Regions from separate parts of the Homo sapiens genome. Here region 2 is linked to region 1. A link is a loop called in an ENCODE intact Hi-C map of the cell type or tissue named here. Cell type or tissue: A673. All regions are shown on one strand. Each heading gives the region's core, and the rest is flanking DNA. Links, peaks and the distances in the headings are about the cores only.

Region 1 (16,000 bases), core at 4,887-12,886:
GCTTTGCTCTATAACTTACTAACCATGGAGCCTTAATAAAGTCATTTAATCTTTTTGAAACTTAAATTGATTACATAATGCTTACCTCTTATTGTTGTTGTAAAATTGAAATGAGAGAACGTGCAAAGATGCCAGCACAATGTTGGCACTTAGTGAATACTAGTAGATGCCGAAGTTGCATGTACTCTAGCTCTGTGTTGTGGGATTATTCTTGATTTGGTTGGTGTCACTGTCAACTATTTTCACCAAAATGTGGTGTAGCAAACAACCTTCAACCTCAGTGTCTTACAAAATTGAGCATTTATTTCTTGAAAGAAGGTATGGAAATATATTGTAGGTCTCACGGTTCTTCTGCACAGGACTGGGAATTATGAGATCCAAGCTGGGTTTGGCTGTGCTTGAATCCAGGCTCTGGGTTCATTTCAAGTCTAATCCATTTGCCTCTCCTTATTCTGGGGTGGTATGTCCTTCTCATGGTGATGACACCTGTGCAAAAAGACAATGCTTATGACATATTTGCTAAAATTCAACTAGCTAAACAAGTCACATGGGCAAGCCCAAAGGCAAGAGGTGGAAAATGCACTGCATAGAAAGAGCAAGAGGGTTAATCTATACTATTACCTCAGAGAAGCAAAGGATTAAGACCAATCATTCCATCTACAACCCTATCTCATCTATCATCTGCATATATTGTAGCTTCTCCCTCTCATACCTTGTTTTCTCAAATCTTGAAATCTTCAATGGCAATACATTGTGACAATAGAGAGAGTGTTTGAAAGTAAAGCAAAATCCTAGGAGAAAGGTGGGCAGGCTTTTAGCACGTTCCCTGCAATAATTCTGGAGGGAAAAAAATTAGAGGAAAGCATGACCTAAAGAAAATCTTGCATCTTTTGCAAAAGATTTTATTATGCAGATGTCTTATATTTTTCAATTTTCTTTAAAGATTTCCCCTTATTGAAAAATATTCCTATGACAAATTAAATGAAATGGAGATGCTAGGTTGAGGCAAAGAATTTGAAAGAGTTTGAAAAGTACAGGGGAAATAAATAACTATCAGAAGGTGAGCAAGAGATGGATAAGAATGAATACTTGTCCCCTGCTTTTTTATCTCCCCACCTCCTACTCACACCCCAACTAACAAACCTGCGTCATTTGAGCTGAAAGAAGAATTCATCTCTGAATATAGATCTGAGTTAAAATCATTTTGCAATGGTCCTACTGTGGTTTTTGAGAACAATGCCATCTCTTAAAATAACTGTTTTCAATCGTGACCTTCAGTGTGTCTGAAAGTTTGTGATGATGAATAGTGAACGCTGAATGGCATGCTACGGAATGCAGCCCCTTAATTGCTCACAGAGAAGTCACATAGGATTTTCAATCCTTCTGTTTATGCCAACGCTTGGAAAAGATCACTGAGTTCGGATCTGTGTTGAGCTACCAGACTGAATCAGAGATAAAATTTTCCATTTGAGCCAGCTACTCAGCCTTTGGTGAAATAATTTGGAGAGGTTGCGGGGCAGGGAGCACAGTGTGTAACTATGTTGTGCACAGACTCTGGCGTCAGACATATGTGGGTTTGAATTGTGGTTTTACCATTTCATGGCTGTGTGGCCTTGAGCAAGTTCATTAATTCTTTTGTTTTTCTCTCACAGTATCTGCAAAATAGGCATCATCATTCCTCACAGGGTTGTTATGAGGATTTAACATGCTAATATATGTAAAATATTGCATACAATAAGCATGCAAGAGAAGACAGCTGTTGTTGTAACTATTATAATGTATTATGAATTTGTTTTCAGCAAAGAGTAAGGAAGCAACCCAGCCCTGTGGCAAACCTGAGGCATGGACAGGGCAAGGGTGGAGGCTGTGGGATGGGCAAGGAAAGGGTCTGATAAGAGAGGTAGGTGGGTGCTCAGGGAATATAGCTAAAGGAAATGCAGACCAAAACCCATGAAAGGGTGATAGAAAGACCTCTTCTCTTTAAGCTGCCTCTTCTTCAAGGCTAAGCATTTAAAGTTCCTTCCTGGAAAATCATATTCATGTTAATGACCCTGAATTTAGTGACTGCAGCAGTGCACCGTGTATTTTTCAGCCTCTGGAATAATAGAGGAAGGATGTGATAATTAATTTTATGTGTCAACTTGACTGAGCCACAGAGAACCCAGATATTGGTTAAGCATTATTCTAGGTGTTTCTGTGAAAGTGTTTTGGATGAGATACAGATGTGTATATATATGTACATATACATTATGTATATATGTGTGAAGCACATATGTATGTAGTATATATATATATACATATGTATGTATATGTGTGTATATATATATAGAGAGAGAGAGAGAAAGAGAGAGACGGAATATACATATACATTCTATTGGTTCTATTTCTCTGGAGAAACCAGGCTAATACAAAGGATGTTGTACTTCTTGACTTCTGCTTCTAGAGACTACTTCTGAAACAGTGCTGAAAGCCATCTGGGCTTAAGGTATGAGGCAAATTACGCTGGGAATTCTCCTCCAACTTCTGTGTTCCAAGGAAAGCAAATAATGATCACCCTCCCAGGTAGTACTAAAGGAGAAAGGAAGAGGGAGCTATCTGTCAGGGATTCCACCTAGGAAAACCTTTGGATGGCATTGCTGGAACTAGAAAAATAAGACACTTTCTCTACAAGTGGATTGAGCATGGCAGTGGGGAGTCACAGAGGCAGTATGGTGAAGATTCTATAAAGCAACAGAGAGACTTCTGAGAACAAATCATGAGTCCAAACTGAGTTAGAAGTGGTAGTGTATTAGTCCATTCTCGCATTGCTATAAAGAAATACCTGAGACTTGTAATATAATGAAAAGAGGTATAGTTGGCTAATGGTTCTGCAGGCTATGCAGGAAGCATGATGCTGGCATCTGCTTGGCTTCTGAGGAGGCCTCAGGAAACTTACAATCATGGTGGGAGGTGAAGGGGGAGCAAATACATCACATGGCCAGAGCAGGAGCAAGACAGAGACAGGAGAGGAGCCACACACTTTTAAACAACCAGATCTTGCAAGAACTCACTCACTACCATGACAACAGCACCAAGGGAATGGGGCTAAACCATTCCTGAGAAATCCACCTCCATGATCCAATCACCTCCCACCAGGCCCCTCCTCCAACATTAGAGATTACAATTTAACATGAGATTTGGGCAAGGACACAGATCAAAAACATATCAGCTAGTGAGGCAAAGAATCTTCACCTTGGAAAGGAATGGAATTGGCAACACCAGGCTTCAGCCTTGTCAGAACATGTTTGGAACTAAGAAATAAAATTAGGCCTCAATTCATACATAAGGTACAAAATGGTATGTTGTTCCCTGAAACCAGGGAGAAGCCTGGTCACTAGGGCTAGAATACAAGGCAAGGGATGACTAGAAGCCAATCTGATCTGATGAGAGGCACCTGAACTGCTAATGTGAGTTCTACCAAAGCTGTTTTTCTAGATGAATGACAGCTATGATCCAGGCTTCTGTGCTGCCTTTAAGACAAGGGACCTTGAAGAGACTTTTGTAATGATCAGACTATTGGTAACTGGGCTTTGGAACAATGAGTCTTTCCAAAACTCTTTCTTCCACATTTGTGGAAAGGAGGAGGTCCATGTCTGTCTCCATCCTTGTCCAGGTCTTCATAGTCATGAAGCCTCCCTTGGTGAAATCCCACAAGACAGGACTCCAACAAACATTCCTTCAACATTTCAGACTGAATCCTAGGATTTGCTCAACTCTTTCTAATCATAGTATATGTGTTAGTCTGTTCTCATGCTGCTAATAAAGATGTATCTGAGACTGGGTAATTTATAAAGGAAAGAGGTTTAATGGACTCGTAGTTCCACATGGCTGGAGAGGTCTCACAATCATAGCAGAAGGTGAAGGAGGGGCAAAGGCACATCTTTCTTACATGGTGGGGGGAAAGAGGACATGTGCAGGGGACCTGCCTTTCATAAAAGCATCAGATCTCATGAGACTTATTCACTATCATGAGAACAGCACAGGAAAAGTCTGTCCCCATGATTCAATTATCTCCTACCAGGTCACCCCCATGATACTTGGGAATTATGGGAACTACAATTCAAGATGAGATTTGGGTGGGGACACAGCCAAACCATATCAGTATTATCTCACACTGTTTTTCAATCCCTGAGTGGTGGCCTTGTTACTGACTTTCTCATCTTTAACTTTACTACATCTTATACTTTGGACTTAATGCCCAATACTACTTTTTTAGAACCATCCTTGGATACTTCCCTTGGATTTGTTAAAAACTAATAAGTGCATAGCAGTCTAATTATTAAAATAGTATTGGAAATTAACTTTTTCTATCTCTGACAGAAATCTGGAAGATAGATTTATTGATCAGGCACATGCGCAGGGACTTAACCTTATTCTACCAATGGTTTAGAATGTGGCTGAAAAACACCAAACTGGACAGCAGCCCTGTAACACATAAATCTATATCAAAGGAAGAATAAGATGATAAGTTTCCTTGAAACAAAATGTATAATTTCACATTTTTTAAGAATTAGCATGGGGTGCAAAGTAGCATGGCAGCCAATCTTTGGAAAATCAAAACAAGAAGTCAGACCTTACCAAAGTGAAATGGTTGCCACACTAGACTGTCTCTCCTACCCCATAGATATGAGTAATCACTCTGTATGTTGCAGAGCATTTAAATTTGAGAGAGGAGATATGATAAGTTATTGACTTTGGGGAGGTTTAAAATTCCTCATAAATATTTGTCTTGAAATTATGCTTGGTGGGAAACCTTTCAGATTACAAGCTTATAGAGGCAAAAAAATACCTTAAAAGTCAGCAAGCCAAATAGTTTCTGTCCTCATTGCTACTACCCCAGCTTTAATGTAGAGATGTGTTATAAGGATTTTTCAGGCTGCCCCTGCTACACACTTTTCAGAGTAACACCAGTGCCCAGGTGGTCCTGAATTGAAGCAGTCTCTGCTCTACCCCTCTACTATTTGTCCATCTCTTACTGAATTTGTTCTGATGACTCATTAGAAAACAAGACATCAATTCTTTACCATTACTGAACTTCAGGAGATTGGAAGTTACCAAAGCAATTTGTATACTCTTTCTAGTTCTTGCCCTTCATCCATCTCTCAACCTCATTGTTCAACCAGTTAAGATAAAACAAATAAAGGAAACAAATAGGTTGTGAATGAATTCTATGACTTGATGCAAGAGATCCTGTTTCCCAGGCTGTCCTTTATCTGGCAATAGCTAGGAAGCCTACTTGAATGTGGCAGGACTGGTCAGTTTCCTAGGGTCGTCTTTGAACTACTACTTCAAAAGATAAGGGCATCATGAACATGGAAGTATGGTCTGACTTCACGGTGCCATATAGTATCAAGCATCCTTTCCTCCCCTCCAACCCAGGTACCATAAAGCCTATTGAATACCCATTTTCTTTGATATACTCACCTTGTTCTGAGACCAACTGGGCTCTATGCGAACTTATACAAATGCTGAAAGCAAAACAGCTAAAATGAGTGTTTTAATGAGTTTGAGCTGCTATAAAAGAACACCATAGGCTAGGTGGCTTATAAACAAGAGAAATTTATTTTTTTAACTTCTGAAGCCTGGGAGGTCCAAGATCAAGAGGCTGGCAGATTTGCTGTCTGGTGAGGATTCATTTCCTGGTTCATAGACAGCTGTCTTCTTGCTATCAGCTCACATGGCAGAAGGAGAAATGGAACGTTCTGAGGTCTTTTTAGAGCACTAATCCCATACATGAGGGCTCTATCCTCATGACCTATGATGCAACAATGAATTAAAAGAGAAAAATCTCAATTCACTGTGGATTTGCTGTTCTCACACCCCAAACTCACTTTAATTAATTTATTCTGCCTAAATGAACTCAGTAGATCAACCATGAGGTGTCATTACACATCACAGCATTCAAGAGACAATATACTTCAAGAGACGATATACTCTTGACAATATATCGTCAAGAGACAATAAAATGAATATATATATATATATATATATATATATATATTTATGGAGAAATCTTACATATAAGATACTGAGCAAAAGATTTTAATTATCGTCTATACTGACACAATCCAGAAATAACTATTATTTTTTCCCATTCTGAGCAAAATATTGCATACTATACTACGTCCCAAGTGAGCCACAAAAAGGCAGGCAAATTCAGTAGATTCAGTTTTACTAACTTTCAAACACATACAATGGATTATCTCTGAATTCAAGATTGTTCACAATTCCCCAAGAGGTCAGAAGCACGAGGACTGAGAATGATGTCTACATATTGCTTAGAAGCACTAAGAACTAGGAAGTGACTGAATAATTGAAAATTAGATGACTTTTCTGAAACTGGAATGTAAACTCCAGGTTTGACTTAATACGGAGGCATTCAGAAGTAGTTAGCATTATTCTCATTTTGTAGATGAAATCACTGAAGATCAAAAAGTATAGTGGCTTTCCTTAACTTACATATTTAGTAAGTGGCAGAATTGAGGTTTAAAATCTGGTCCTACGACTCCAGACCACAGAAAAGGGACAGAATACACAGCGGTTTAAGCAGTTCTAGACTAATAGGCTGGAGTGGGGGGCAGGGAGAAGAAATGAGAAGATGCAAGAAAATGGAGAAAATAAATTCAAATTTATGTCTATCTCTAAACCATATAAACCCCAAAGAGCCTCTTCATCCTCCTTGTGTCGTCCACATTGTTTTCTTGAACCTTCCTTCCAGGTTTGGCTGTAAAACATGTTGTAGGCTAAAAAAAGTCTTAAGATAGAGTAACTAAATAACAGATATTCGGGGTGATTTCTGAACTTTTTAAATAAGAATCTCCTTATTTAAATCAGACACATTCTCTAGAAACTATCTCCATTATTTGAGCAATGTGAGGAGGATATTAGTGTTGGCAGGGTTAGTTCGATGGTAAACTGAATAGGCAGGCACTCAACTTCAAAATGATTTAAAGGGATACATGGCTTCAAAATGTTTGTGACTGGAGTGTACCAGGATTTACAATCAGAAAGACAAGGTTTGAAATGTAGACCTGACCAGATGAGTAAAATTGAACAATTCACTTAACCTCTTTGGACATAGAAATAAATGTCTAAGATAGATGCTTACCCAAAGGCACACCGTAAGATCATGGAAGAACTGGGCTTGGAGCCCAGATCCACTGATACCTAGCCAATCATGTTAACTATGAAATAACCCACAGTAGACACCAAGTACTTGATTGCTGCTTTCTAATTTGCCTACCTGCAGCCTGGACCCTGGACTCTTTGCCAGGCTGGATAATCACAGAACTATTATTTGTCAAGTGGTAAACCCCGAGGGCCCTGAAACAACTCTTTGCAGTTCCTAGCCCCCACCACCATTCCCTCACCAGGCTGCAGCCTAGATAGAAAATGAATGCAACCTACAACGAAAAGGAGGGGCTTTTTAAAAATTACTCCCCCAAGTGTCAAACTTTATGGTGTTTGGATGTTATCTCATATCTTAATGCCCATTGTTTTATGTCATCTTACAAATGAGTCGCGATCATTATTATTCTCAATTTAAAATTGGGGAAACTGAGGCATAGAGAGGTGACGTGACTTTTCCAATATTGCACTGCTAAAGAGTGGCTAAAACAGGGTTTAAGGTCCATGCTTTTTCTCTGTCTCAAGCTTTCCTCCATGAAATATTGAGAGATGGTTTTATTTGATGAGAGAGGTGTTTACTGACCTCCATGATATATAGCCACTCTGAGCAAGCCCTTAGCTCTCAGAAAAAGGATGAGGGGAGAACCCCATTTTCAGAGTGGTCTACACTGTTCTCATCTTTCTCTCTGTCCTCTACCATGATGGGGAGGTCACTGCAGCTTCCTTCTCTTTCACTTTGGAAACCCAATAAAAGAGGAACAACCACGAGACTAGCAGCTCTGCTCCTTGGAATCACACGCACCACACGGCGGGAGGAGACCCCCTGGATTCCCCCATCACAGTCTGAGTCCCATTTATTTCTTACCCAGGCATCTCTACAAAGACCGAGCTGAAGGAATGCTGGTGTGGCTTTCCATTCCTTGCCCTTTATAACAGAATGTAATTGGTTCTAGTTCAGCTACCTCACAAGTGAAAATCTTCTACAAAATTGCATTAGGAAGAAAAAGCAAGCCAATCTGGCAGAGGGCAAGGGCAGCAGAAATCCTGTGTAGGTGTGTGACAAACGGGTTTATATGATTTCCTGAAAAATAAATACATACATAAATAAGCAAACAAACACCACCAGGCTGCCTCTGTGCATACGCAGTGCTCCGCTAGGTGGCAGCACACTCTGCACCTGGCTTCCTGCCTGCTCCATTGGAGAGTGGAGCATACCCACTCCACAGGCAGGAGAAAAGGGCAGGACAGAAAGAGGAGTGGAGCTAATATTTCTTGAAGGTCTCCTGTATGCCAGGTCCTAATACAGACATTTTGAAATATATTAGTTTATTTAATTCCTACAACAACATATTGGGGTAGATGTCTCTGTTTTAAAGTTATTCACAATAACATTGGATTTTGTTGATTTACTCTATGCCAACCACTCTACTATGTACTCTTAACTTCATTTGACTCCCTTAATATCCCTAAAAGTGATTCTTATTTTTATCTCTCTGTTACAGATAAGGAAACTGAGGTTTAAAGAGGGTAAGTGGCTTCAAAACCACACAAATATTAGGCCAGGACACTGAAATCTGAATTCTGGAAGTATGACAGCATCTGTAAACAACTGGGAATGACATTCCCTGATTATATGAAAGATTAAGTATTTTCAAATATAAAAAGTGAGACTAGTAACTAGTGCCAATGTTCCTAATAATAATTTTTATGAGTGTAAAATGAATATATATATATATATATATTTTATGGATAAATTTTACATGTAAGATACGGAGCAAAAGATTTTAATTATCATCTATACTGACACAATCCAGAAATAACTATTATTTTTTCCCATTCTACTTTTGCCTTTGTGCATGTGCATGTGTTTATAATTGTTCCTGATATGTTTTGGCTCTGTGTCCCAACCCAAATCTCATGTGGAATTGTAATCCCCACATGTTGAAGGTGGGGCTGGTGGGAGGTGACTGGATCATGGGGGTGGATTTCCCCCTGGCTGTTCTCATGATAGTGAGTGAGTTCTCATGGGAGCTGATGGTTTAAAAGTGTGTATCTCTTCTCCCTTCACTCTCTCTCTCTCTCTCTTCTGCCACCATGAGAAGAAGGTGCTTGCTTCCCCTTCACCTTCTGCCACGATTATAAGTTTTCTAAGGCCTCCAGTCATGTTTTCTGTTAAGCCTGTTGAAGTGTGAGTTGATTAAACCTCTTTTCTTCAGAAATTATTTAGTCTCAGGTAGTTTGTTATAGAAGTGTGAAAACAGACTAATACACTTCCAATCATATTGAATATAAAGCTTTCGATAATTATACATATACTTGGGAATTTGGATTGCCCAATTTTTTACTACTCTAACATTTGTTGTAATACACAGCCTTGGCTATTAATCTGAACACACATCGCTACTTTTTTCTGTAGACAAGTTTTCTATAAATGGAATTGCTGGATCAAAGAATCTGACCACATTTAAGTTAATACCTACTTCCAAATTATTTTTAGAGAAATTTTATCAGTTTTATTTTATTTATGCAAGCCCTGTATAAGATTCTCAGTTTCAATTGCTACTGCTGGTGCCTTGATCTTGGACTTCCTAGCCTGCAGAAATGTATGAAATTAATTACTCTTACTTATATGCCACTCAATCTAGGATATTTTGTTTTAGCAGCCTGAGGGAATAAGACACCTGCAATTACAGTTGAAACTTCTCCACTCTAATGAGGTAATCCTCATAATTATCAGCTTGCGTGTATAATTTAGCACCATCAAACTTTGTCACAGGATTTCACTCAGTGAGAGTGAAATCATTTTCATTCTTTAGTCTGCATGACATTGTACTTCCCTGTTTTTGTCCTGTTTCTGACTAGCATTTTCCTCCATCACTAGAACCTATTGCTCCATGAAAATCTTCACATGATTACCAGAGTCCACTTTTCCTAGTCCTAGCTGCCTATGTAGCTTGGCTGTCTTAATATAAACACAAACTTAAACTTTTAAAATTTCTCAAATAAGCATAGAGTTCATCCAAGCAGAGAGAAAAGGCAGGACACAGAGACACTATTCAAGGCAGAGTAATAGAGCAAAGAATGAGGTAGGGATGTGAATACCACTCCGAAGAATGACTAAAGTAGTGTTTCTCCCAGAATTCCAGGGCATTTGACAGGTGTTGCTCAAAATGAAAGAAGGAACACAGAGAGGGTACTCAATTGTCATTCTAGTTTGAGAAATATGATATGTTCTGCCCCCAATTTACCGTATAAATTTGCAGAGTAAAAAGCTCAGAAAAGTCCTACAATATGAAGACCTATTTAATCCAGTCTTTCTCATATTTATTTAACTATTGGGCATTTTGTGGCAAAAGGTCTAGTGAAATATAAGTGTGGGAAATTCTGAACTAGGAAGATGAGGTTCCCAGTAGTGACATTAGTAAGTTAGAGACAAACAGGTCATGGCAGATCTTAGCTGCCTGGAGTTGCTGGAGGGGTATTGTAGGTGTCTTGTTCAGCTTTGGGGACTGAATAAAAAACAGTGTTTCATCAGTTCATCAAGTTGGATTAAGTTATTTTTCTTGAATAGATTATTTAATGCATTTACCCAATGGAAGAAACCATACTTTGTACATAAAATAAAGTAACATTTCTTTAAACTTCAAAAAAATTGGAGGGGGCAGGGAGGTATACAAAGTTTCAGTTAGATAGGAGAAATAAGTTGAAGAGATCTATTGTACAACATAGTGACCATAGTTAACAACAATGTATTGTATTCCTGAAAATTGCTCAAAGAGGAGATTTTAATTGTTCTCGCCAAAAAAAAGTATGTGAGGTAATGCATATGCTAATTAGCTCAATTTAGCCATTCCACAATTTATACATATTTCAAATCAATATGTTATACATAATAAATATGCATAATTATTATTTGTCAATGAATTACTTAAAATATATTTTACAAGGGAGAAATCTGATGAATATTTTCTTTTGTAAATAGATAACATTTAGTGTGATATGAGCAAGGGTCTGAAGCCAGGTGATGGATTGAGACGACTTTGGAGTTGATAGGACTTCTCCCCTAGGACAGATGTGGTGCCTAATTCTCATAATGGTCTTGTGAGTGGAGAGAAAAACAATTCAAAAAGGAGAAGGAAAGACCAAAATTCTGCAATTGATTAACAGAGGAGGTGAAGTGGAGAAAGGAATCAAACGATGCTTATGTTTATTAATTCATTTATTTATCCAGACAGCAAATATCTGCAGTGCTAGTAACTGTAAGTATCAATTAAACCTTCCATAGGCCAGGTATAGTGGCTCATGCCTGTAATCCCAGCACTTTGAGAGGCTGAGACCAGAGGATCACATGAGCCCAGGAGTTTGAGACCAGCCTGGCCAACATAGTGAGACCATGTATCTACAAAAATTAAAATACAAAAACTGAAAAGATTTTTTTAAAAAAACCCTCCACAGCCCCTACTTGTATTCTGAGAATACAAGAGAATGTGCAGAAGGACTTTTTTTCTCTCCCCAATGCCTCACAGAGATTGAACAATATTAACTATAAGGAAAATATAAATGCACATAATAATTTTTATATCAGATATGTATATACAAATAAAATATTAATTTTCTATCAGCCAAGTTCTATTATGTCTGTGTATGTGTATTATATTGAATGTATAGTGAAATATTTAAATGTTATAAGGAAACAAGATAAATCCTGTGATCCAGGCTAATAACTAATATTATCACACCTCCCAGAACTCATGCCCTGATGTTGATGTAGCATCCAAAATTCAGCTTCCAAATCACTCAGACTATCGTTTGTTATTTCATTGCACTGTTCCTTTTTTTATTTCTGTAATAATGATAACAACCAACTCATCAATGCCTGGTGAGCAGAGCATTCAAGCAGCAGAGAAAATCTATCCTGAAAGATAACCAGTTTCTCTAAGCTGAAATGATACTAAAAAAAAAAGACACAGTCAAGCAAACAAAAAAAAGAATAGACCATGCAGTATCTGAAGGGAGAAAACTCACTCTCTTTGCTGTAATTTTAAAAATGGGATATGACAACCTCTTTTGGTGTGGTGCCTGTGCATGTTTCAATATTTTTATAGAAAATGGTAATATAATTTCTAGTCTCAGAAGTGAGCTGACATGACCAGTAATCTTTAGTGCCCTCTGAAGAGAAGGTTAGGCAGATATAAATTACAGCTTTGAAGATATGTGTATACTTACCAGCATTATTCACTGAAATAAAAGCTAGAATATTATCTTGGAATTGAAATGAGTCAGAAATGGATAAAACACTTGTTCTCACAAGATTTTGCTCTTCCTGGATAAATAACAAATCAAATTGTCAAGTGTATACTTCGCTGCCTAGTTGAGGGAAGCTCCATGCTAAAAAGGCTGGGAAAACAGTAACGTAAGAACAAAAGTGCTGAAGTCACATCGATACGGGTGTGATACCTCTCCCCATCCAAGTTACACTGACTAGCTGTGTAACTTGAACAAGTTGTTTGATCTCTCTGAACTATGGTTTCCATTTCGGAAAAATGAGGAAAAATAGTTATAAAACATATTTTATAATTTATGTAATTTTTTTAAAGTGACAGTGTGTGCTGTAGAAAAGAGACTCAAAAACTATTCATTATTTCACCTCACACAACACTTTTATTGGACTAGAAGGTCATATTGCACTCAAATACTTTGAGAACAAGGATGTGGCCCCTAGTCTCAGAAGAGTTGCAACGCGGTTGCCAAAAAAAAAAAAAATCAAAAGAGAAATAGACTAAACAATTTTTATGAGGCCCGCTCAAGGAAAAGCAGTGAGCTACTTCTCTGTGAGTCTCATCGTGTAGTGCGAAGAGCAGATGTTTCAGGACTGAGTTAGTCACCCTTGATATACCTTGATCTACGTGTTAGAGGGTTAGGATGCCACTAGTCATTGGAACATCAGGAGGGAGCCCTCCAGGTGGGCAAAGGGTTTCAGCAAATATGACAGCATAAAATCATTTTAGACTATTAAATGACAGAAAATTCATTACTTATAATTAGTATTTTACTATCCAGTATTTCATCTTCTACAACTGAAACAAACTTCCATTTTAGGCATCACTGAAAGGAGAGTTCAATAATGAAAAAGAAAACAAAGAGAAATACTTTTACTAAAAACAAGATAAAGGATCTAGCCAAACAAATAACAAAAGTACAAAAGACTAATATTTTTAAAATATTAAGCCTTGTTAGGAAAGAAATACAAACTAAAAAATTAAAAAACCATGGTTAACTATTCAAATTTCTAAATATTGCAGAAAAAGGGGGAGGAGGAGAAGGAGAGGGGAAGGAATAAAAATGTTGGTACAAGTATAGGACAATAGTCATTCGCATGGATTCCTAGTTGGCATGGAAGTCAATTTGATATTATTTATCATAATTTTAAAAAATTATGTAATTTAGCCCAGCAATTCCCAAGAAATTTATGTTAAGCATATAGCTACAGGAATGTTCATGACAGCTCTCAAATAATAGTGAATGATTAGAATAAATCTAAATATCTTACTGCTGACAGATTAAATGATTTATATCATATCTATTCATGGAATCCTATGAAATCATAAACATGTAATACTTGTCTCAGTAATGCTACGTTATGAAATGGAAAATGATATTCCAATATAAACCATTTTAATATGACTATAAATATATACAAATAGAAAGAACAAATGTTATTTTGAGAGTGGTCATTATTTGGTAATACTGTTTGTATTACCAAGTAATACAAATGTTTTAGCTTGTTCATTTGTACCTTCTGAATTTCCTGCAGTTTTCTGTTAATGAGATGTTAAAAATAAAAGATAAAAAAAACAAAGAAAATGAGAAAATATTATTCAATGCAATGAGAACTAATTTTTCAGGATCTACATACAGGATAAAACTCTGGAGGAAAATACAGTGATCTCTATGGGCACGTGTAGAGGGAGAATAAATTCTAAAAAGTAAGTGGACCAGCGATGGCTAAATTCAGCTTTGTCATAACTTATTCAACAATGATTACCATGTATCTTGAGAACTATGCTGATTTTGACTACAGTAGTATAATGAATTGTACTATTAGTGGCCATTATACAAGGTCATCATAAGGGCAGAATTTGGGAGAAATTTGGCTTTTCCACTGTAAATCATCCTGAGAAGAGGTATCAATACCGGACATAAAAGAGTGATTGATTGAGAGTAACTTTGCATATAAATATTAAGTATTTTCAGGGCTATTCCAGACAGATAGCTAATTTTATGATACGGGAAAGTCTTTGTCTATAGTTTCTAAGAATAGCCGCATCTTGTAGGAATTGTAAATAACTTTCCCTATTGAATTTCCCTTCTGTTATTATTAAACCTGTAATGATATTCAACTATGGTTTGCCTTAGCTGTGTGAGGGGCATTATGACAAATATAAGATTAGGGTTATAAAGGTCACCTGAGTCAGGGAGAACAGTGTTCATTACATGGAAAGAAAGACGGCTGATGAAGTGCCAGATTCCCAGGAACGGTGATAAGCAACAGCAATGACAGATGTGTAGATCATGAAAGCATCTTCAGGGTTTTTAAACAAATTCTGTGCACTTGAACTGAAGATTTGCATTAAATTTACCTAAAATATAAATGGTGAGTTTAAAATCAAAGCAATTTGGATATTCAAAGTCTTCGTAAAGTTAATGATACCTGGAGAACTCAGACTGAGCCCTAGGTGACATGGCACAAGCATGTTCCCAAAAATACATCAATTGACTCCAACTCAAGAGACACCATTAGTTCCTGATGCATACTAATCATAGAAAGGACTTAAGATCACACTGTGGTTTCTTCAGGCTTCACCAAGATATAAATACAAATGAAGTTGCATTAATGGTAATAATTGAAATCCTGCAAGACTACTCCTTAACTACACAATGGATAACCTCCAGCATCTTTTTAAAAGTCTGCCCCAATCACTTCTAAAGGCCACCATAGGAGTTACTTACGATTCACTAACCTTTATGCCATGTTTTTACACTGTTTGTTAGAGTCAATTGATGATAGCGCCTTGATTCTGGCACTGCTGCTAGTATCTATTCTTCATTGCACTGGGGTCATTAATTTATTCCAAAAATATTTGTTAAACAACTCCTATATAATATTATCTGTTCAACTGACTGTATAAAACAGAATGTAAATAAAACAGAAATGTTCTTATTATCCTAGGGCTCACATGGCAGGAGACAGAGAATACATAGGTAGGCAAATAGACATACAATATGCCAGGTTGTGATAAATGCAGTGATGACAAATAAATCATCAGAGTAAGAAAATGCAGAGTGATGGAGGTGAGGACAAGCTTTTTAAACAGGGGAGTCATGGAAGACCTGTTTATGCAGAGACATGTTTGAAATGAGGGAGCAAGCCAGGTGGTTATCTGTGCAAAGATCATTCAAAATAGTGGTAGCAGCGAGGGCACATGGAGATTCGTGGGCCCTTTCTGTGGCTAGTGATAATGTTGAGACTGGGGAGAGGTTATGCCAAAGAGATAATTACTAGTACACCCAAAGCTATATTATCAAATATAAAATTATCAAATTACCACTAAATGGAGGCAACTCATATTTCATGCCAGAGAGGAACAATGCCCCTTCTTATACCCTATCTTGAAATTAGTCACTAGAGGCATTGAAGAAGCATGACTTTAATTCAGACCCTCAGAGTCCCCGGGGAAATAACTCCCTCTTTCAACTTCTCCTTGTAAAATCCCTCTCTTGAGAACTAATGCATGAATCCAGGAATCAGGTTAAAAGTTAGACACAGTGCTAT
Region 2 (16,000 bases), core at 3,460-11,459, 800 kb before region 1:
AGGCAGAGAGTTGGTAACTGTTTCAGAGGCAGAAATGAAAGAATGAAGGGGGAATTGGGAGGTGTGAATAGATCATATATTATATGTTAGTTTGGATGGCAAGAACGTTATGTGATAGGAGGGAGGTAAGAAGTAAGGGTGGAGAGATAGAATGCTGAATTCCAATTTTACTCCCTAGGATTTGTTTTTTACTAGAAGAGTAAAGAAGAAATAGCTTGGAAAGATGTTTGAGATGACCAATTTAGATATGAGCTCAATGATATCCCCTTGTTACAATAAAACCCCTAATCATAGCAGTGCCTAATAATAGGGTAGAAGACACAGGGAAAAAGTACAAGATGAGACTAGAGGGGTGGTGGGAGCTAGATCATGGCATCAAATTCAGGAGAGCAGATTTTCTTCTTAGTTCCATGGGGTACATTGGAGGGTTTCATGCAGAAGAATGCTGTGAATGTCATGACCCTGATTATTGTGTGGAGAACAAAAGTGCATTGGTAAGAATGGAAGCAAGGCACCAATTAGGAGGCAATGATTAAAGTGAGGCAGGTCCTCTCAAAGAACTTAAAGTCCTAGTTTCAGTATATTCATTTGGGAAGGGTAATGCATTTGCAGGACAAAATCAATAAATTAGAAAAGAAACCCATTGCTATAATTCCTTGAAGTAGAAATACAAAAACAAGAAAATGAATAAATAAATACATACACAAATACAACAGAGTAATAGCAAAAACAAACAACAAACAAACAAACTTATAAGGCAGTCTTCCTTAGACATGAGTGTAGATTGATAATGTCTCAGAGAGGTTGTGTATATCTGTCTAACCTACCCTGCCCTATTCCCCTATCATGCTGTATTTTTCTTTATAGCACTCATCTCCACCTAAAATATTATAATCTATTTTTCACTCATTTATTGCTAGTCTATCCAAATTCCACTTAAACCCAAGAGGGCAGGGAACTCATTTTTTCACCACTGTAGTTCCTGCATTTAGAACAGTGCTTGGGAGAGAAGAGGTAGTATTTGTTGAATGATTGAGAAAAAAAATAGCTATTTGCACCAATGTGTTTTCCTTGAAAAAATACGTGACTTTGTTGGAAACCTCAACTGAAGACTCAGGAAATCTAAGGAATTATTCTTCAGTAAAAGAACCCCAGGATGGACTAATAGAAAGAGCATGAGCTCTGGCATCACACAGGAGTGTATTCAAATCCTGGCTTCTTATGTTTCTAGTATCGAATGCTGGGTACTTGAACCTACTTCTCTGAACTTCATTCCTTATCTTTAAAATAGTATGACTACTCTTACCATAGTGTAATTTATATAAAGCATAATGTCTCCAACCCTATTTTTAAGAAATAATCTTTAATTTGTTGAAATAAATGTTTAAAATTTTCTAGAATTCTTATTTTTTCTAGAATTCACATTCATATCCTGGAAAACTTGGCTGCAGCTAACTTGTATATCTGCCTTTGTTCCCTCCATCCCTATCCTATTAAAATAAACAATGTCATTCTTTTTTCCCTGTGCTTTTCTTGAATTTTGCTTCCTACCTACTACACCACACTGAGCCAGTGAAAACTTGTTTAACTGCACAGCGTTGCCTAGCAATGTCATGCTCCTCTCATGGTCTCTCTCTGGGATATGGTAACTGGACTCCTGCTACTAATTCTTCTGTCTTCATATATCTATATATCCAGTCTTTTAACAACCATTAGAAGGGACATTCTGCTCTTATTAGCTGAAGGTCTTATAGAAGAGTCACCATTGTTATTCATTCTAATAAGATTAGGTAGAAATGTTTCTCTCTCTTTTCTCTAAATCACTCAGATTCTGTGTTTAAAAGGTCAATTACATTTATTTCAAATTGGTAAGACAAACATTTCCTGTGCATCCTGAAAATAAAATGGCTCAATGAACAGTCTCTTGAGAACATTTATTTTTTAAATTTTAAATATCTATCTGGCACTAAAATGTTTCTCCTGAATCTTAGGACTGTATTGAAAGTGATATTGAACAGATGCTGTGTCTGAAATGGAATCCATACCCCAGGAAGCTGACACCAGGAGTGGTGTGGGTGAGATGACCTGGCCCTGTTATTGTATCCTTCACTACTAAATGATCATCTTGGCCATGCTATGAGTTTGCAAGTATTAAACAGAAAAAGCAACAGCCCACTCACAGTGCCACATCATGGAACACTGGAGGTGGGCCACATGTAATAAATATAATTGGAAATAGAAGTAATTTCAAATCACTAATCTGTAGACGACAAAGTGATCTCAAAGAACCAATTGATGGCCAGCTTGTTTTTAGAAATCCTCACTGCAAGAATATTCAGATGCAGTAAAAGAATTTAGAGTCTCCTATTGTGTGGAAATGGGCTTTGATCCCTTACCAGTGGCTTTAGTAGTGCCTTCAGAAGCCTAAGCTGTTACATGCAGAGTCAAGAATAGCCTAAGCTGTTGCATATGGAGTCAAGAATCAGATGTAGGCCAGCCAGATTCCATACATTTATTTACTACATGATACCACATGGGTTACAAACTCAAATGCCTACTGGGGTAGTCAGGTTGCTGGACTAAGCTAGAGGAGGTGCACCTGTTTAAAGAGTAAGCTGCTACTAAGTTGTAGATGTGCTCTGTCTGTGAAACTGCAGACCCAGATAAGCCAGATCTTTTGATGGCTTTAAGAGAGCGTGGTTGTCTGAATTTTCTTGTGGAATGCCTTGATTTTCAAAGCATTGACAGTTAAGTAAAACAATGCAGCCAAACATGTCTTTGGGGCAGATGCAGCACAGAGTCCAGTTCTGTGATGGTCTGTGTATAGTCTTTGCTATTTGTGCGCATAGGCTGAATAAGATAAAGAATATTCCTGAGGTCCGACAGGCTCTTGCAAGAAAGCACAGCTATGTTCTGAGTGACAGGCTACAGGCCAAAGGCCACCTAACAAAATCAACTTTCAAATGGAGACAATACGAATACAAATGTTCCCTGTCAATTAGGCACTCCTACCCCACAGGTAGACAGGAGGAAGTTCCCAAGGAAAAAATTTAGGAAATAGAAAGGAGGAAGAATGGTAGAGGGAAGGGAGAGAAAGTGAGAAAATAGTATGGAGCTGCCTCTGCTTAGTGTCCAGTCTCCTGCTCTGACTGGGGAGGCAGGATGCTGTCCATCCCTAGGCAAAGTTAAATTCTGCTACGGCCTCAATCACTCTGGAAATCCAGAACTCTTAAATTAAATGCCATGGCCTTGGGCTCCAATTTTTAGTAAACTCTTCACCACTAGGAAGGGAAAATCAAACCTCACATCGGCAATGTTTACTCTCTTTTCTCTGCCCTTGCAGGAATCAGATCTTTGCTTAGCTTCTGCATTTCCCCATTTTCCTGAGAGGAGACTAGGATTTTGCTATAAGCAGGGAGGTCCAAGCGAGATCCCACATTAGTTTTGAAGAGATATATACATGCCTAGGAATATATTGTTGCAATACTTTCATTCTGAAAACTGTCGTCAAAATCTGGGCCCACCTATTCAATGTGATAAACGCAGTAAAATCTACATCTTTGGAGCAGCTTTCTGAATATCTCATTTTTCCATCTTCATGGCAACTTCTCAGGCCCAGGCATCCATCTCAGTTTCTATTCTAGCTCTCAAGTGATAGTTAATGAGTGTCTGCAAAATGAAAAGGTATAATCCTTCACAAAATATTCGTAATTTCAAAGCTTTGAAGATGAGAGTAACTGACTTCAGAATGCAAAAATACGAAGCTACAATTCCTAGGATAGAGATTTATTTAGTAGAGGGAGGAGAAGACAGGTTCTGGAGGTAATCCAGGCAGTGTAGACAAATTTAGTACTAAGAGTTTGAATTCTGAGATCCCGTTAACCAGTGTGACCTCAACCCTGCACTATGGATCAAGATTATCACTGTAGAACCTTGAAAGCTAGGCAATGTTGTTAAGGAGATTGGGAGCAGAGAATAAAGACATGATTATGGATACTAGAATCTAGTTATTAAATAAAAGGCAAGAGAACCAACTCAAGGCTGACTTGAGGACAAGTCTCTGAGCTCTTTCAAATTTCTAGAACATTGCAACATGGTGGTGTGGCAGGCAGAACAATGGCCTCCCGATGTCCACAACCTAATCCCCCAAACTGGTGAATTTGTTACCTTACATGGCAAAAGGAACTTTGCATATGTGATTAAGTTGAAGATTTTTGAGATGTGGAGATTATTTTAGATTATCCAATTGGGCTCATTATTATCATAAGTGTCCTTATAAGACAGAAACCAGAGTGTCAGAGTCAGAGAGAACTTAGAAGATGCTTTGCTGCTAGATTTGAAGATGAGAGAATTGGCCATTAGCCAAGGAACATAGATGGCCCCTAGAAACTGGAAAACGAACAAACAAAACAAAACAAAACAAAAAAAGCCCAGTTGCTTCCTAGAGCCTCCAGAAGGAACACAGCCCTGCCAACAGTTTGATTTAATCCCAGGAGTAAAATTTGGATTTCTGACCTATAGAATTTAAGATAACCTATTTCTGTTGTTTTAAACTACTAGTTTTGTGATCATTTGTTACAGCAGCAATTGGAAATTAATGTCATGAACAAACATGTTTTGCTTTCAAAAACACAGAGCATTGGCAACTTAAACAAATTTCACTTCACATAAAAATCTCTGTGTCTGACATCTTAAAAACATCTGGAAAGGCTAGTATTATGTTTGTCCTAGAAAGAGTAATTTGGGTTGCACTGTGCTGTGTCCTTTGGATGAGCATGGACTTCAGATGTATTCGTCCATTCTTGGATTGCTATGAAGAACTACCTAGGGAAGAGGTTTAACAGGCTCATGGTTCCACAGGCTATACAGGAAGCATAACTGGGGAGGCCTCAGGAAAATTACAATCATGGTAGAAGGCAGAGGGGAAACAGACACAGCTTACATGGCCTGAGAAGAAGGACGAGAGAGAAGAGGGAGGTGCTACACACTTTTAAACAACCAGATCTTGTTATCACTACCATGAAAACAGCACCTCCCACCAGGCCCCTCCTCCAACACTTGGGATTACAATTTGATACGAGATTTGGGTGGGGACACAAATCTAAACCATATCATCAGAGTTTGTATCACACCCTATTGCGGTGTTTATTGTGACATCTCTCTCCATATGTATTTATGTATATATATTTTTTTGAGTCAGGGTCTTGCTCTGTTGCCCAGGCTGAAATATAGTGGCATGATTTCATTCACTGCAGCCCCCATCTCCTGAGCTCAAGTAGTCCTCCCTTAGCCTCCTGAGTAGCTGGGACTATAGGCACATGCCACCATGCCCAGCTAATTTCTGTATTTTTTGTAGAGACAAGGTTTCACCATGTTGTCCAGGTTGGTCTCAAACTCCTGAGCTCAAGCACTCCACCCGCCTTGGCCTCCCAAAGTGTTGGAGCCACTGTGCCTAGCCTTTCTCCAATTTTATATGCCATGTACCCCTATGGTGTTTAAGTTCCTGGACTGAACTGTTGTAGATCATCCTCTCTGACAAGCAACATGACTGACTCCACAGTTTGGGTTTAGGCTGAATGTGCAAGTTAATGTTAGGTGAGCCCAGCACAGATGTCTATATTGGAGAAACGAGGGAGCCAGGACCCTTGTTCCCATTCTACAGATCATATACTAACCATTATCTGCGGAATGACGGGAAATGGAGTTGTTGCTTGGCTGCATGAAAAAAAATCAGCCTGGGGCAGCACCTGTAAATTCCACGTCATTTTCAAGTTGGCTTTGTCAGTAGCTCATCAGGCCAGGAGAGTGGATGTCATAGAGCCAGCTTGGCCCATGGAAGACTCCTGCACAGCCCAGGCTGCATGGAGCTCTGCCCTCAGTTCTTCATTGAGAGAGGCAGCTCTGACAGCAGGCATATGCAGACTGTGTGGTCACAGGCACAGGTGAAATGAGAAACGGCTGACAGCCGGTCAGAATTGCCCTTGTTGTGTCACGTGGAGCACATCACATTACCAGAGGGCCTCGTTTACTATAGATGAGGAACTTGGTATAAAACTAACAACCCTAAATGATTTTGTTTTTCTATGACCCAGCATGGTAATACGTTGGGAGCATTTGCTCTGCTCTGTCTAACATAATGGTGTCATGGTGAGTTTCCCAGGATTTTATTGGCACTGATGTGAAATAGCTGTTTTTTTCTCTCCAAGGCTATAATTTTCCATGTTCTGATTTTGCAATCATAGCACCATTTGGGTTAACTCAATTGCTTTGTCGCTTCGGTAAAGACAGCCCACACATAATGGCAATTTAAAAAATCATACAATTTTAATAATTGAGTGACTAAGACCCAGAGTGTCTGATACAGGAAGCTCATAATATTTTGTAATATGATTTTGAAAAGATAATAGAGGGTAGAGAAATGAGTACGACAAGAAAATGACAACACTTTCTTAAAGTGCTGCTATTAAGTGGGTATGACAAGCCCAGCTGGGTTCCTACAATGTTTAGCAAAGAACAGGACCCTTCTAAGCTGCTGCCAGAGCCTGCTTGAGTGCAGCAAGAGCAACGTGGTGGTGAATTTGTTTTCTTTCCTCCTCCCTGCTGCCTTTGTTCCTGAGGATTATTTTACCACTGTCCTACCCTCCCTGCTCCTAAAGGCTTGGTGGAGCTCAGGGGCAATGGACCCTGTTGCCATGTTAAGCTTTCTCTTTAATCTCTCCTGCTGGGTGCAGTGGTTCTCAAAGTTTTTTGTTTTGTTTTGTTTTCCCCAAAGCACTAGAGTTCATTCTTCAAGAGAAATAGTTCATGAAAGTTCAATATATAATACTACATATAAAAGCAGCACACTCTGATGGAAGAGATGGAGAGACACAACAGATTCTGAGAATCCTGGCTTTTCTTTCTCTCCCCATCTGGGGACACACGGGAAGATGTTTGAAATCCACTGGCTTGGAGCTCACTGGGAAACCTTGAAGATGCTTTGAAATGGTATTTCCGAGGGTTCCTTCAAGTCAAGGGTGTAGAATTTCTAGTTCAACTACACTTCTAAAAATTCTGTGATTTGAACACTGTTCTGTGAGTAAGGCTCAGAGGGCCTCATCAGATGAAAAGGCCATTTTTGTTGTTGTTGTTGTTGTTATTTTACTTTTTTTTTTTTTTCAAATGCTTTGCTTATTTGGTAAGCTCGAGGGAATTCTTGGAGTTGGAAAAGTTTCCCCCAATGGTCTGTCACATTCATCATTTATCCAAAACAATTCCTCTTGGATTGAAGAAGAGGGTGTGGACATGTCAATGTCCTAGGCACTTGGTTTTCTCTCTAATATTACTTCCTTCTTTTTAGAAGTTTATGTGAAACGGTTTCTGCTTTTGCTTGATCACTGAGATTCTGGACAGTTAATTTTTAGCTAACCTTTCTCAAAGCGGCATTCACTTTGAGGTCTTCCCTCTCACGTAACCAAAGAGGATAAAAATGGTACCCAGGTTACCTAGCCTTAAGTCTCAATTTTGCCGTAAGACCATGGAAGCTCCAAGAGGCCAGGTGATTTTCTAATGACAAACTTTATGCTTTTTTTGGTTTCTAATGTGTCAAAATATACCTAAGCTACTGTAGGAGATTTGAAAAGCTCTAAGTGAGATGGTCTTGATTTTGTTAAAGGAGTTGTTTACATGGTAAGGTGAGTTGAAGTTCATCCCAGGTCATCGGTCACCAGGTAGATAACACAGATTTACCTGATGTCAAAACCAACCTTCTATTTCCCTAGTATTTCCACTATATTCACAGGGTATTTGGCATTGTATAGACAGCTTAGATGAAGTCTCCTTGGAAATGAAAGCTCACTGTAAATTAGAGAAAACAGCCGTGTTTTATTCTTGATCCCAGGATCAAACTCAGAAAGTAACCTTAAGGCAATTTCAACCCTTCAGGGGCTCAGTTGCTCTCCAAGGGAAAATCACTTCAGCTGTGTAGGTTGCTTTAGAGAAAAAAGGGTGTTAATAGAAGAATTGCCTTTCTTACTTCAATGCTGTGGACAGTGAGTGGCCAATTTACTCAGACCTGAGGGCTGTGAGCATAGACAGGTGGCTTTCAATGCCCAGCCCAGCTCAAAGTCATGAGAGTAGATCAGAAACTAGATGGGGGTGTTTGGTGTCACTCTCTAAATTGTATAGATATTATTGACAGACATTTAGGCACACAGTAGGAGAGGGAAACTTTTCTATTCTTCTGCAAGCCTGAGTCAGTCTCTCTTTCCTCTTCCCCTTTTATTCAACTGCCTCCGTGTTAAACAATCTCTGTCAGATCAGCCTACAAATATTTCCAAACCGTTGTCCTTTTCTGAACCTCTTAAATAATGTTCCATATTGACTTGAAACTCCACTTGCCATAAATGCATAAATGGTTACTTTTTATGGTGATTGAATTCAAGTTATTTTCTCTATTTAGAATGTTCTTCCTCATATCCACTTGTCTAAACCTTGCTGTAATAGATTTCCCAAGGACTGCTATCTCTCCCCATAAGAGAATTTTACCTCCATACTCCAGTGACAGCAAACTTGACCTGTAAATTGCTTTGACTGATGAAATGTGAATGAAAGTTACTTAAGTCACTTCTGAGCAGCAGCTTTATGAAGTATTACATGGTTCTGTCATTATTCTTTTTCCTCTGCCATCAGACATGTGTGTTCCACATAGGTCATATTCTGTCAGGTTAGTTGCAGAATAAAAGAGATGTGCAGCTGAACCACAATGGACATGCAATACAGGAGGAAAAAAGAAATTGTTGTTGAGATTTGGGGATTGTTTGTTACCACAGCACATGATAGCATAAGTTGACTAATGCACTTGTTTATAATTCAAAGCCCAATTCAATGTCATTTCTTCTACAAAACCTCTTATTTCTGTAATATGATATCACTGGATTTGAATCCTAAATTTGCCACTTTGTGAGTAATAAGACATTGGAAAATTTATTCAGTCTTTCTAAGGTTTAGTTCCTTTACCTGTAAAATGAGGAGAATACTAATACTTTAAGGAGTGTCACAAGATTTAACATAATTCATGTAAAGCTCTTAGCACTTAGTAGTTAACTAGTATTATTTATCTTTTAAGTTTTCCATTTCTTATTTATAGCAACTGGCATACTGCCTTGCACTTAGGAAATGTTTAATAATTGTTGAATAAATCAACGAATTAAAAAAATGCTCATTGATATCCATCGTATTTTACTTTACTCTTAAGAGTTGAGGGTGAAGGCCACCATGGATTATCTAGAAGTTCCACCCTGGAATTTACCATGGACCATACAGTTTTAAAAGAGGAGAGCATAGCTTTCATTAGCAAGTTATCTTGATTTCTTGAGAGCCAGAGGAAAAATCAGAGAAGGATTTTCTAGTCTCCCATGTGGCAGAAAATGCTTAACAATTTCTTCAAGGCTGAATAAGGCATAAACGTATATACTTTTCCTCAGGTGTCTTCTGTCCCTCTTTTCCAGGAAATTCTGTATGTATGAGCTAAATAATGATTATAGGTAATATTCCTATTATCAAAGAGAAAGGATGATTGTAAAATAATAAAATGTGAGATTTGATTTTATTACTCCCTAAATCCTTTTATAAAATGTTCTCATTTCATATAAGGAACACTCATGCTGCTTTTTTATACTTACCCTTTAGGGTAATTTCCTTTTTCCATTCAGAATTCATCCTGTTTTTTTAAATGGCTCCCCAAAGTCTTCCTTTGCTAATAGTTGCTCACCCATCTGTGCATACGCATGCCATCCTGTAATTCTGGTTTCTAAGCAAAGAAAAATTTTATCTCCAATGAAACCAACTGGAGGACATAAAATATAAATCAACTTCTTAGGGCTTATCTCCCAAGCACCATCACTATGGATGATGTATCAGGAGATGAAAAAATGTATGAAAGAGATTTATAATTAAGAATTTAGTCACCTATGTCTAGATCAGTATTGTTTTCCTCCAATTAGATACTGAGTTTTTAGGAGACTGTCTTTGTATGCTTTAGAGAACTGAGTCAGAAAGCTGGAAATGACTCCACCAATTATTTGTTGATTTACTGATTATCATTTTGCTCAAGTGATGAGTCTTGGCCCTGCAATAATACTATCAAGTTGTATACGCAAAACTAAGGGCTAAATTTTATGGTGTAGAATATGAGTGCAGTAGAAATTAATTAAATGGTCTGAATAGCTATGATAATGCCAGATACCAGGGATAATCTTCATGTTTAAGGTATTAGAAGTAAGAAGAAATCAATATCAGCTTCTTTATAACTTGGTAAGGGAAGCATAGCTATAAATATAAGCTAGAAGGAGTACAGAAGAGTGAGAAATTGCCTTGAACAGATAATAGATGGCTTTGCATAGAAGTTCTGTTTGAGCTGGTTCTGGAAGGAGTAGTCATTATGTGACAAAAGAACAATGTGGAAAAATAAAAGCCCTGATATCAGAAAGCATAGGAGATAAAAAAGTAGTATGTATTTAAAAAACTAGATCACTTAGACCTGTTGAGTTTGAGAGACTTGGGTTGGGAGATAACCAGAAAAGACTTCTGTATATGGACTGAAAAGTATTTTATAATTTTCAAGGTGGCAATTTTGATTGACTAGAAGGTGTGAATAGATGAAGAGAACTGGATGTTCCAGAAAGAAGGTGAGGAAGAATGGAGAGGGTAATCAGGCTGTAGGCTGAAGGTAAAAATAAGCATCGCATTGATATTTGGATGTGATTGAGTCACCTGAGACCAAACTGCAAACTCATTGTCCTAGTCTAGCGTCCATGATAAATGCATGAAGATTTGAAAGCTTCTTGAGGGTAGGCCCAACAATTTATCCCATTAATTTCTAGGCTCACACTCAGTGAATGCCTAGCAAAAGAACAGATTTATCAATCTTTCAATTTTTTTCTGCTTTATTCATCCAATGCTGCCTATCAAAACTCTTGCCAGTTGTTCCCCCTCGTGCTTTGATTCACATGAGTATTAGATATTCGTGAATATCTAATATTCACATAGTGTTAGTTTTGGGCCGGGTTCTGTTCTAAGTGCTGTGTATGTGTTCTCTCATTGCAACCCTCTAAGGAAGCTGGTGCTGTATATGAGATTCCTCCTAACAACCGCATGAGAGTGGTAGTAGAGATAAAAATCTGAGTCACATCAAGCAACTTTCCTAAATGGAGGAAGTGGGATTGAACCTGGGCAATCTTGGTCCAAAGTCTGAGCATTTAACCACCATGCTCTGGTTTCTAAAGACAGCATGTACGTTTGCTGATGGGACCAATAGTGCAAGCATTTGTGTACAGTTTACTTTCTGATAATTTTCCTATTTCTATGACTCTTGGCAACGTGCTGTACCATTTCCAAAGAAACATGACAGAGTGGAAGGAAGATCTGCTTCGGAGTGAGTCTGGACTCCACATATACTCATTGTGTAGCCTTTGGTAAGACACTTAACTTCTTTACAACTTTCCCATGACTGTTCATTTGTAAATGCGAATGGAAATTTACACACTGCGGAGTTGGTATGAAGATTGTGACTAATCCAGGTGAAATTTTCTGGCATATAGTGAGTTCTCAATAAACATTAGCCATCAGAATTAGTTGTTCTTGTTAATGTGGCGGCCACCTGCTTCTCTTGCATCCCTAGGCTTGGGTACTTTTGAGAACAGATTAGGTACTAAATAAAGGCTGGCTGACTAGTTGACTGATATTTTTTTGCCTTGCCTGGGGGAAGACATCCCAGAACAATATGTTACTATTAGTCATTTTTCTCTAATTTGTACACAGTCTCTTTAATAACCATTTGCACTTGCATAGCACTTTCTATTAACTGGAGTTGGTTTTACTAACATTAATGAGACTTGCAAAATACCTGTGTTATGGCAGGATTATTATTAGCCTGAGAAAATTTTTCATCACAGTTTGTCACAGGTTGAAAAAAAAGCTAATAATTTAACAGAAAAACCAAGACTACAATATTCATATTCCACACACAGTGACTGGTTGTCTTCATTTAGGTGTACTGTTTGGAAGTCCCAGTGCTTTTTCCTTCTCCTGACAGTTTCCAACTAAAGTCCACTGCTGATATCAAAGGCCACTGATGTGCAAATTATTTCTGTGTTCATTATTCTTTTACCTCATTCACAGAGCAGGATGATGCTTTGCACTAGTTTCTACTTAGAGTGCTCCAGATCTGGTAGGTAACAGAAGACATGCATTTAGGCCTCAAACAGTACAATTTAAAATAAATTCTGTTGGAAAAAGCAAGTCATATTAGTGACATGAACCAATGGCCTACTATATTATGACACAAAAGAAACCACTGATATTTGTTAGCATAGTAGCTAGCTCTCTGGCTTGCCAGTATTCCATTTTACAACCTAAACACATATAATTTTTGTTCCAAAGAGTAAAGGAATCTATTTATACAATGTGAGCAATTTTTTAAAACTCAAGCAACAGATAATGAGACAGCTACTAATCCCATGTGGCAAATCCTACTCAGAGAGTACTTTTTCTCCTCTTGCAGCCAATCTGTTATTTGTTATTGTATTTTTTATTTAGTATTCTTTTTAAAAATTGGGTAGAGACCTCCTAGCCTTTTAATCTGCAAGGCAGAAAAATGCTGTACTACTTGTTACTCCTTGTGATCACCATATGTAGAACAGATTATCCAAAGCTGTTTCCCTAATTCTTCTCATTAATTTTTTTCTCTCACTGTCTTACAACATAGGTGGTCTCCCTGGGGTTTCTCACCAGCTAGATATGTACATTTTTGCTAGTTATTTTACATCTTTGAGCTTCATTTTGCTTTTATCTGTAATGGGGGAGATAAGTTAGAAGTGCTTGCTATTTTTTAAAGTTTTTTTCTAGCTCTAAATTATATATATTTTGTCATAATGCATTACATTGTTAACAATTTAGTTTTGCTCAATGAACATTGTTTGAGCTGAAGTCAATCAAGAAGTATATTGCATTTCTGTGGGCAAAGAAATGGTGTAGGTTATTCCATTAGTTTCCTATTGCTGCTGTAACAAGTTACCACAAACTTGGAGGCTTAAATAACACCAGTTTACTGTCTTACAGTTATGTAGGTTAGAAATGCTTTATAGGTTTCACTGGAATAAAGTCAAGGCATTTGCAGGGCTTTGCTGGTTCTGGAGGCTCTAGGGGAGAATCCATCTCCTTGTCTTTTCCACCTTCTGGAAGCTGCCTCATTCCTTGGCTCATGTCCCCTTTCTTCTATCCTCAAAGCCAGCAACATGGCATCTCTGTTTGTGACTCTTTTTCTCCTCACATTTTCCTGACTGATTCTTCTCTTCTATCTCCCTCTTTCACATGTAAAGACCCTTGAGATTATACGAGGCCATCCAGATAATCCAGGATAATCTTAAAGTTGACTGATAAGCAACCTTAATTGCATTTGCAAACTTAATTCCACTTTGCCATGTAATCTAACATATTTACTAGTTCCAGGAATAAGGATGTGGATATTTTGAGGGGATGACATTATTCTGCCTATAAGAGTTATATATGCATTGATCTGTTTTTTTTTAAACAAACAACTATTATATGCCAAACACCATTAGCTACCGAGAATGGACTAGAAGGAAAAAATAGAAATAGTCTCTGACATGTTGAAATTTATAAAGAAGTGATATGACATGGGTTAGATTGTAACAGATGAACATTAAATTGCAACTGTAATAAGGAAGGAGTGATATTATGATACACTATTTAATATGGTTTAGAAGTGTGTCACCTCCAAACCTCATGTTGAAATGTGACCCCAATGTTAAGGTGGGCCTAGTGCTAGGTGTTTGGGACATGGGAGTGGATCCCTCTTGAATAGCTTGGTGCTGTTCTCTCAGCAATGAATGAGTTCTCACTCCATGAGTTCATGTGACAGTTAATTGTTAAAATGAGTCTGAGACCTCCCCCTTTTTATTTTACCTCCTCTCTTGTCATATTACACACCTGCTCCCCTTTCACTTTCTGCCATGAGGAAAACTTTCCTGAGGTTCTGACCAGAAGCCAAGCTGATGGTAGTGCCATGCTTGTACAGCCTGCAGAACCATGGGCCAAATAAACCTCTTCTTTCTAAATTATTCAGCCTCAGACATTTCTTTATAGCAACACAAAATGAATTACTACACTATAAAAAGATTTTTTGACTTAGTAAAAGTGGCCAGGAAATGCTTCTCTCAGGAAGTGGTGACCATTTAGTTGACATCTAAAGAAGCATTTGGAATTTACCAGATGCAGAAGGGAGGAGAGTCCCACGAAGAAAGAAGAACAACATATGCAGAGGTCTTGGAGCAGGAACGAGCATGGCCATTCAGAGAAACTGCGCTGATGCCTCTGTGGCTGGAGCTCCAGCTGGAGGGTGCCATGATGCCTTATGAAATGAAACTATGAAGGTGAGAGGGGCCAAATCATGCTCTGTACCTGTGTTGGCCATGCCCAGAAAACACTATTAGTGATAATGGCATTTGAAAACCATACAATAGTTTAAGTACTACATTGACCTGATCAAATCAGATTTTCAGAAGTTAATTTTGAGGATAGAAGACCCAGTCCCTGCCTTCAAGCAGCTCTCAGTAGTTTAATAGAAGTCGTAAATATACACATGAAAAGTTAAATAACAAAAATTAAGTAGAAAAGACAGACCATAAGACGGTACAGATAAAAGCTCTGAATTTAAGGGATGCGAGTCAATAATCTAAGAAGTTTTTCTGGAAAAAGATAGACTTGTGATAACCATAGATATACTTTGATAATGATACTTTATTAAGGACACTAACTACCTTAGTTATCTTTTGCTATACATTTAGTGGCTTTTTTACTATACATTTAGTGGCTTAAACAATGTTCATTTATTATTCCACAGATTTCTAGGTCAGAAGTGCAGTATACTGTGTCTGTGTTCTCTGCTCAGGGTCTCAAAGGCTAAAATCAAAGTGTTAGAGGAGCCGCTTTCTTTCTGAAGCTCTGAGGGAAGAATCTGCTGCCAAGTTTATTCAAGTTGTTGGCAGAATTCAGTTCATTGTGGTTGTAGGTCTGAGGTCCCCATTTCCTTGACATGTGGTCTTCTTCATCTTCAAGCCAGCCAGAGCAAATTCTTCTCATTCGCTGAATCTCTCTAGTGTCTTTCTTCTGTTTTTAGGTGCTTATGGGGTTATATCAGGTCTACCCAGATAATCCAGGATAAATCCCTATTTTAAGCTCAAGCGATTAACCTTCATCACATCTGCAAAGTTGCTTTTGCCAAGTAAGGTGATAACATATTCCAAGTACTGAGATTAAGGCATTGAATATCCTTGGGGGTGGGGGTGGGAGTGGGGGTCATAATACTCCCTGCCATACACACAGAACCAGACGAATGGGAAATTCCAAAGGATCTCCCTTTGAATTTCTTACATTATGGCTTAGGAGATAAGTTTAAGTACAATAATAACTATGTTGTTGTTGTTGTTGTTGCATGTGTGTGATATCATGATCATAAATGCCCATTAGACCCAAGAATATATACATGTTTTAAACAAAACAGGGAGGCCTTTGGTCAGCTATGGAGCACACAACCAACATAAAGTCTTTCAAATTCAATTTTTTTTAAACAAAATATTCGCTGGCCAAACAAAATATACTTGTGGGTAAAATCTGGCCCATTGGCTGCCAGATGTGAACCTTGAGATAGGTTCTCTAAAAACTGGTGAAAAAATAAGTTAGAAAAATGACAAAATTTGAGGCACTTGGTGCTAAAACTCTTCATTTCTTTTGTCATCACCAGCATTTGCTAAAATTAATTGTTCCCTCCTCCTTGAAACATGTTCTCTGGAACACCACTCTCTTGTATTCCTACTTCTGTCTCCTTTGCCCCTCCTCTTCCCAATTCTGCATGCTGAGGTGCCCCAGGATCTAGTCCTTGGAATTCCTTCCTGATCCACATTAATTCTCATTGATCTCATTCAGTCCCTTGGCTATAAAT

What was found. A loop is a pair of places that touch in the nucleus more often than their neighbours do. Peaks named below come from ENCODE experiments on the same cell type or tissue, not always from the same donor. Only the 100,000 strongest peaks of a DNase experiment are listed, where the experiment ranks them.
Region 2: a loop joins it to region 1, with 2.4 times the contacts of the local background. A loop is called at or near these places in 7 of 110 quality-filtered maps.

What each region holds. Positions count from the first base shown.
Region 1 is chr11:29,335,597-29,351,596 of GRCh38, forward strand. It overlaps LINC02755 (long intergenic non-protein coding RNA 2755), which reads right to left. Exons shown (of 4, transcript NR_183754.1): 4 at 282-486. Among named protein-coding and RNA genes, the nearest start is that of LINC02755, 250 kb to the right of the region's middle. In A673, for the core only: a CTCF peak has its summit at 8,306 (motif pointing right); a DNase peak (open chromatin) is centred at 8,345; H3K4me3 peaks cover 451 bases; H3K27me3 peaks cover 4,662 bases.
Region 2 is chr11:28,541,162-28,557,161 of GRCh38, forward strand. LINC02758 (long intergenic non-protein coding RNA 2758) reads left to right here. Exons shown (of 8, transcript XR_002957243.2): 2 at 1,992-2,099; 3 at 14,205-14,432. Among named protein-coding and RNA genes, the nearest start is that of LINC02758, 10 kb to the left of the region's middle. In A673, for the core only: no CTCF peak of the experiment used is centred there; DNase peaks (open chromatin) are centred at 6,210 and 6,490; H3K27me3 peaks cover 3,473 bases.